Regions from separate parts of the Mus musculus genome. Here region 1 is linked to region 2. Evidence: chromatin contacts called from ENCODE Hi-C data. All regions are on one chromosome and are shown on one strand. Each heading gives the region's core, a stretch centred on a gene start or an enhancer-like site at or near the end of the contact. The rest is flanking DNA. Distances are from core to core; before and after follow the strand shown. Region 1 holds the start of Olfr556 (olfactory receptor 556). Region 2 holds the start of Olfr571 (olfactory receptor 571).

Region 1 (3,657 bases), core at 175-2,674, 240 kb before region 2:
TATTTACATATGTGAATAAAATCACGGAAACTGAGCAACTTAAAAGGAAGGGAAGTAAAGGATTACAGCACGGGAATTTGACAGTAGTGTTGCTCCTTTGTTTTAGGATGTCTGGCAAAGTCACTACATACCCTGTGACCTGGCACTACCTGAATGAGGAAGATGCAGAGCAAAGGCAAACACTGCCAAGGTTGGAGCTCAGCTCCCAGACTCATAGAGTAGTAAATCTCTTTTCTTTACCAAAACTGCCCAGGTGAACGTATAATACTTTTTGTGGGGTGAAGTATCCATAGTTTTTTTCTTGACTTTAATGCTGTTAAATATACTGCCAGGAGTTAGTACTGGAAAGACCTAGATGGGAATCTCAAATGGCCTAAATGATGTTATATGATATAGATGAAGAATCATCTCACTTAAGTACTTAAGTCAATTGTTTTATATAGATATTTGTTGTCTATTGCAAATATAGAAATTCACCCATAAATACTGTTTCTCATCTTGGTATGATCATATATCATTTTCTCTAAAACATGCTTCACTTTCACAAGGATGACGTTTCCTTGGTCTATTTCCTTGGCAGTTTACCACGAAAAGGGGCAAACCATATTGAAGAAGCAGAAAAGCTATGGGGAGGATCATCTTTACATGTGTCTAAAGGGTTAATGTGTAATTGCTTGGGCTAGCAATTGAAACTACTTTAAGGAAATTGAGCCTCCATTTTAAAAATTACAAATATTTCAACGACATTCTCTTATATGGAAAGTGATTATGTCATTTTTAATGGCCTTATTTCCTGAACCTATACTTTCCATATAATGCATTTCTGACTGACAGGAATGTGTTTTCATAATGAGTCTATGTACTAGTCCTAGGAGGCATGACATTTGATCTCAATCAGTTTGTCTAATTCAGCAATCGTGAGAATAAAAGGTACATTCTTCTGATTATTCATTATGAAGAAATATCTGACTATAAGGAATACATGAAATATATCTTCTAACTTTGTTCCACAGGCTAGGAAAACACAAATTACAAATTAAAAACACATTTTTAAAGTGCATACCATAAGCCATAGGGATACTATTAGAATCATTAATTTGAAGTCATTATGGATCAACATGATTTCATGAAAGCTTGAAGTAAACATAAACACTCAACACCTGCATGGGGAGAGGTGGAAAGAGGAATTGAGAGATGGGCGGGAGGGCAGAGAGATCACTACTGGCAGAAAAATGAAGAATTGATATTTAAGATATGAATAGATATTAGTAAAGCACATAATATTTACATAAAGTTATTTTTTCAATGTTAATTTTTTAGGTCATGAAAAATACCACCAAGATGAAAATACTTCAACAATTTGTGAATACACAGAATAATATATTTTATAGGAATACTACCTCTCATATAGTATCTTACAAGTTAACAGAGCAGTCTGACCAGTGATGCTGGGGCCATCCTACAACCACACAATGGAATCCCCTGGCACTTTCTTCCTCTTGGGCATCCCAGGGTTTCAGTCTTCTTATCTTTGGCTGGCCATCTCACTGAGTACCATGTATAGCATAGCTGTCTTAGGAAATATGCTCATTATCATTGTGATCTGCATGGATTCCACTCTACAAGAGCCTATGTACTTCTTTCTATGTGTTCTGGCTGCTGTGGATATTGTTATGGCTTCTTCTGTGGTACCTAAGATGGTGAGCATCTTCAGTTCAGGAGACAGCTCCATCAGCTTTAATGCCTGTTTCACTCAGATGTACTTTGTCCATGCGGCCACTGCTGTGGAGACAGGTCTGCTACTGGCCATGGCTTTTGATCGCTACGTGGCCATCTGCAAGCCCTTACATTACATGAGAATTCTCACCCGTCATGTGATGCTGGGAATTAGTGTGACTATCACCGTTAGAGCTGTTATTTTTATGACTCCTTTGAGTTGGATGTTGAGTCATTTGCCATTTTGTGCCTCCAATGTAGTTCCTCATTCCTATTGTGAACACATGGCTGTGGCCAAGTTAGCATGTGCTGACCCCATGCCCAGCAGTCTCTACAGTTTGATTTTTTCCTCCATCATTGTGGGCTCAGATGTGGCCTTCATTTCAGCCTCTTATTCTTTGATTCTCAAGGCAGTTTTTGGACTGTCCTCAAGGAATGCACAGTGGAAGGCTTTGAGTACATGTGGCTCTCATGTTGGGGTCATGGCTCTGTACTATCTCCCTGGGATGGCATCCATCTATGTGGCCTGGCTAGGGCAGGACCGAGTTCCACTGCACACTCAAGTGCTATTAGCTGACTTGTACCTGATCATCCCACCCACCTTAAACCCTATCATTTATGGTATTAGGACCAGACAAATCCGGGAGCGGATATGGAGTCTGCTGACACATTGCTTCTTTTCCCAGTGCACTCAAGGTTCATGAACACAAAGCCTCTCCGACCTCCAGTGTTCCAGTCACTGCAAGGATGACTTTAAGGTCTACGGACATGGACAGGCGTAGAGTGTCCTGGCATAACACTTCCACTTCTTAGGAGACTTGGACTGAAGTGACTGTATTTTCTGCTGTATTTATTTAGAATGTTATCAGATTGAAGTTTTGGCAGAGAATGTGATTTGCTGTTTTGTTTCTGTAATTTTTCTTTTAAATCTTTATTTCAATCTAACATCAGTCCCTCTGTTAGTGAAAGTTATTTTTTTTTTACCTTTTCCCTCACTAGAATTTTCTTAGGCTTGCCCCTCCCCCGTGTTGTGGTAGAGACTGGTGGATCTTGTTCTCTGGTTCACTGAGGGTTCCATTTTATTTGACTCCCATGTTTATTCCTTATGCAGACATCTCCTCCACCTAGGACAGATTTTAGTTTATCTTATGTGAACTTGGGGTCAATAGTGCTGGCCTGTTTCTAATGAATGATTTGGAAAAAATTCTGAACCACAGTGAAAAACAAAGGAACAACAAAAACAAAACAAAACAAAACAAAACAAACCAACCAACCAAACAAACAACCCAACACAGGATGGAGAGAATCATGCTCTGGGTCCAACTCTCTTCTGAGAGTCACACAGTTTTATTAGGCAGAGACACATATATTTGATTCTTAAAGAAACTGAAAATCTTAATGAGATGAATTTTCTGATATTAAAATTCAAAGTGCTAGGAAAAACTGTAATAGCAAGTTGGCTAACTTCTCCCTTGATTAGCACAAAATGTCTTCCATTTTTTTCCAATTGACCTTAGCTTTACATCTATGAAAAAGCATGGTGTAGTACTGACACAAAGAAAAAAATAAGCAGTGGAGCAGAATAGGGAGGTCAGACCCAAACTCAGATATGTTTGGTTAACAGATCTGATGCTGGTCATGGTGTTGGGAATGCTGGACATTCAAATGTGAAGCTATCAGATGAGACCCTACCTTACATGATATGCAAAAAGAAATTGAAATAAAAAGATAAAGAGCTAATTGGAAGACTGAAAATAATTAAACTAGAGAAAATATTTAGCATTGCAAAGATTTCTTAGACATCATATCCAAAAGTGAAAAACAGATAGATATACCCACAAGGGACAGAAATAATTTTGTGTAACAAAGGACAAAATGGAATGCAAAGGCACCATATAGGTTAGAAGGATATATATGTATATGTATATGAATATGTATATG
Region 2 (3,717 bases), core at 97-2,596:
CATCCAGCTGGGGAGGAGGCTTATCTTACCTCTCTTCTTCCATGTAGTTTAATTCCTCCACTTTTCTCAGTTACATGGTATACAGTTATAGAATTAACAAACATGGCCTCACTAGGATGACTGTGGTATGGTACAGAATCCAGCTTTGCCTAATGTCACTTATAGATAGTACCACAGTAGATGGCTCACTTTAATTCTCTGGGACTTTTTTTTTTTCTTCAACATGTTCATATACAGTTGTAGAAAAAAGTAACTAAGTTGTGTATAGACATGTATGGACCAAAGTGACCTGTCAGCTGCAGTGAAGCGAGTTTTCAGTCATGGAAGCCTTTGTGTTGGGAGTTCTTTACCACAACCATATAGGAGAATCTTTCTTCACTAAGCACAGCCCACCTTTGTGGGTAGTAACCTCTTGAGAATTTTTTCTCTAATCTCCTTCATCTTGACACTGTAGAGAACTGGGTTCATCAGTGGAGGGAGCAGGAAGTGGACATAGGAGAGGAGCGTGTGAGCAGGCGGAGGGAGTGGCAGCTTGAATCTGTCAATGAGTGCCAAGAGAATCATGGGTATGTAGAAGAGAAGCACAGCAGAGAGGTGAGCAGCACACGTTTGCCCAGCCTTCCAGCGGTCCTCAGCAGATCCCACACCTTGCAGTGCTCTCCCAATCAGCCCATAGGAGAAGAAAATCAGCAGAGGGTCTAGTACCATTGCTGACAGTACCACAACCAGGCTGTAGACCGCACCCCATGCTTCTGGGCAAGCTAGGCGAGCCATATCTGGGTGCAGGCAGTAAGAATGTGTCAGGACCTGTGGACGGCAATATGGCATGCGAGCCAACAGGATTGGCAGGGGCAGATGGAGACTCAAGCATCGGAAAGCAATGGCTACGGCAATCTTGCTAATGACACCATTGGTGAGGATCACTGGGTAGTGGAGAGGGCGGCAGATGGCTACTGCCCGATCGAAGGCCATGGCGAGCAAGACAGAGGACTCCATGACAGAAAAGACATGGATAAAGAACATCTGTAGAAGGCAGGCTGAGGCAGGGACAGTGTGAGCATCAGCAAAGGCCAGGCCTAGCAGGGTGGGCATTAACACGGTGGCCAAGCCAACATCAGACACACTAAGCAAGAAGAGGAAGAAGTACATTGGTCGATGCAATGTGGGCTCCAGGGCAATGATCCAGAGGATTGTACCATTGCCAAAGGCAGAGAGAAGGTAGATAGTGATGAGAGGCACTGACCACCAGGATGGTGCAGCTTCCAGGCCAGGCAGGCCCACTAATAGAAAAGTGGGGGCCATTAATGAGCTGATGTTTGAGGTATCTTGGGCGGACAATGGTGACATAGTTCAAGATCACTCTGAAACCTGAAAAGTAATTTTGTTTATTTGATCATGAATATATTTGTTTGTTTTTGGAAGATATATTTTACCACAACCTGCCTCTCCCCTTTAGGCACAGACTCATTCACACAGTGCATACATGCCCACCCCCACCCCTTCACACCCCTCCTGTCTGTAGCTTGCTTTGTATAGCTATTCTTTGTGCTTATGTGTATTCCTTTAGCCCTGTTTTGGTCTCTACTTTCTTCTAATTTAATGTTCTTCTTTATTTGATACACATCCAGGAGAAGATCTATGCTAACATGATTAGCTTCTCTTCTTAACTCTAGGCTGCCTGTCTTCTGTGCTCCTTAACAATCACATTTGGTCTCCATTACCAATTCTCAGTAAAGTCGCCAATTACTATTTTTATAAGCTAGATGGTTTTGTTGTTATTGTTCATGTTCTATGTTGAATTTTTTCATATAATATATTTTGATGTTACTCTTTCCCCTCTCCCAACTCCTTCCAGATTCTCCTACCTCCTTACCCACTCAAATTCATTTCTGTCTCTTAAAAATAAAACAAATAACAAAACAGACAATATATGAAAATTAGAACAAACAAAGACCAATAATGATGATGATGCAAATAATAATAATAAACTAAAATGAAACAAAAAGACACAAAAATACTATTGAATTCATTATGTTGGCCAACTACTCCTGTACATGGGGGTCTGACCTGGAAAATAGTTGATAAACCCATTGACATTTCATTGGAGAAAACTGATAAAAATGACTTTTAACGACATATCGATACATTAGATATTTTCTTAAATCATTTATTTCTCAGTGAGCCCTTGGGTTCATGATCCCTTCTTTTCCTTAAGTATATGTCTTAGATTTAACTTCACAGTATACTTAGGCTATGTAGGGTGATCTTGATTTTAAACCAAGGCAAAACACTAGGAAGAAGAAACCACAGGGAAATATGCTTGCAGAAAGGAGCATAGCTGTCCTCTGAGAGGCTTCACCTAGCTGCTTATGGAAACAGATGTAGAGACCCACACCAAAACAGGCAGAGCTTGGAATCTTGTGAAAGAGGGAGAAATAGGATGTAAGAAGCCAGAGGGGTCAAGCACACTATAAGAAAACCCACAGAAGCAACTAACCTGGGCTCATAGAGGCTCACAGAGACTGAACCACCAACCAGAGAGCATGCATGGGATGGAACTAGATTCCCTACACATATGAAACAGATGTGCACCTTGTTCTTCATGTGGGACCTCTAACAACTGCAACATGGGCTGTCTCTGACTCTGTTGCCTGTCTTTGGATCCCTTTCCCAGGACTGGGCTGTCTTGTCAATAGGAGAAAATGTACCTGGTCCTACTGCAACTTGATATGCTAAGGCAAGTTGATATCAGTGGAAGGCCTCCCCTTCGCTGAGGAGAAAGGAGGGGGTAGAGGGAGGTGAGATGAGAGGGAGGGAAAGGGTGAAGAGGAGGAGGGAAAACTGGGTTCTGGATGTAAAGTTAATAAACAAACAAACAAACAAACAAAAATAGACAGATTTAAGAAAACATTCACCTTTCTTGCATTGAAAATTATGCTCTAGGTTCTTAGTTACACATTAAAGGGAGACATTTCAGTTTTTGTTTGGCCAGAAGTCATTGCAATAATCTTTATCCATACCTGCCATGCACCCCTATGTAGAAATTCTAGGCATTGACTAAAACGTAATGATTAAAATAATGAGTTTGACAAAGCTACAGAATATGAAGGTTACTAGCAAACACTGATTGATCATGTTTCCATATGATAGCACTGAATAAATTGGATATCAAATTAGGAAAGTAATTGTACTTATAACAGTATTTTAAAAGCATATAATACATAAAATAAATCAACTTTACATTCTGAAAATTACAAAAACTTGTTAAGAGGTTAAAAGCTCCAAAGGAATACAGATATATTTCTGATTTGTAGATTAAAAACTCAGTAAATAAATGGCCAGAAAATTCCTAACAGACCAGCGGATCTTTTTATTGCCATCTGTAAGATACTACCTTAAAATTTAGATATTACCTATAATATCATAAAAAACACTTATCTGACACAAATGAGAGTGTATCCAACACATAAATTAAAATATCAACAAACACAATAATGTTAAATTAAATAATTAGGCTAGATACAATGTTACATAAATGTGATTTCAGTACTTGGAAGGTGGAATGAAAAATTGTGGATTTATAGGCAGCTGAACAACTCAGAAATACTCCATCTTGATGAAATCAAGCCAAACAAAACCAAATGGAAAACAAAAAAACAAGGGTAACATTAACTGCGTACCCTATGTATAGGTAAATGGGACAACAATTTCATTCAC

The links. A loop is a pair of places that touch in the nucleus more often than their neighbours do.
Region 1: a loop to region 2 is called in a map of left cerebral cortex, with 4 times the contacts of the local background. The contact joins the promoter of Olfr556 here to the promoter of Olfr571 in region 2. A Hi-C loop is called at or near these places in 20 of 37 maps with a recorded cell type or tissue (CH12.LX, Patski, T-helper 17 cell and 6 more).

What each region holds. Positions count from the first base shown.
Region 1 is chr7:102,668,477-102,672,133 of GRCm38, forward strand. Olfr556 (olfactory receptor 556) reads left to right here and starts at 1,425. Exons shown (of 1, transcript NM_146754.2): 1 at 1,425-2,447. The coding sequence starts at 1,446. The coding sequence ends at 2,420.
Region 2 is chr7:102,908,491-102,912,207 of GRCm38, forward strand. Olfr571 (olfactory receptor 571) reads right to left here and starts at 1,347. Exons shown (of 1, transcript NM_147085.2): 1 at 379-1,347. The coding sequence starts at 1,347. The coding sequence ends at 379. It also overlaps the pseudogene LOC115486496.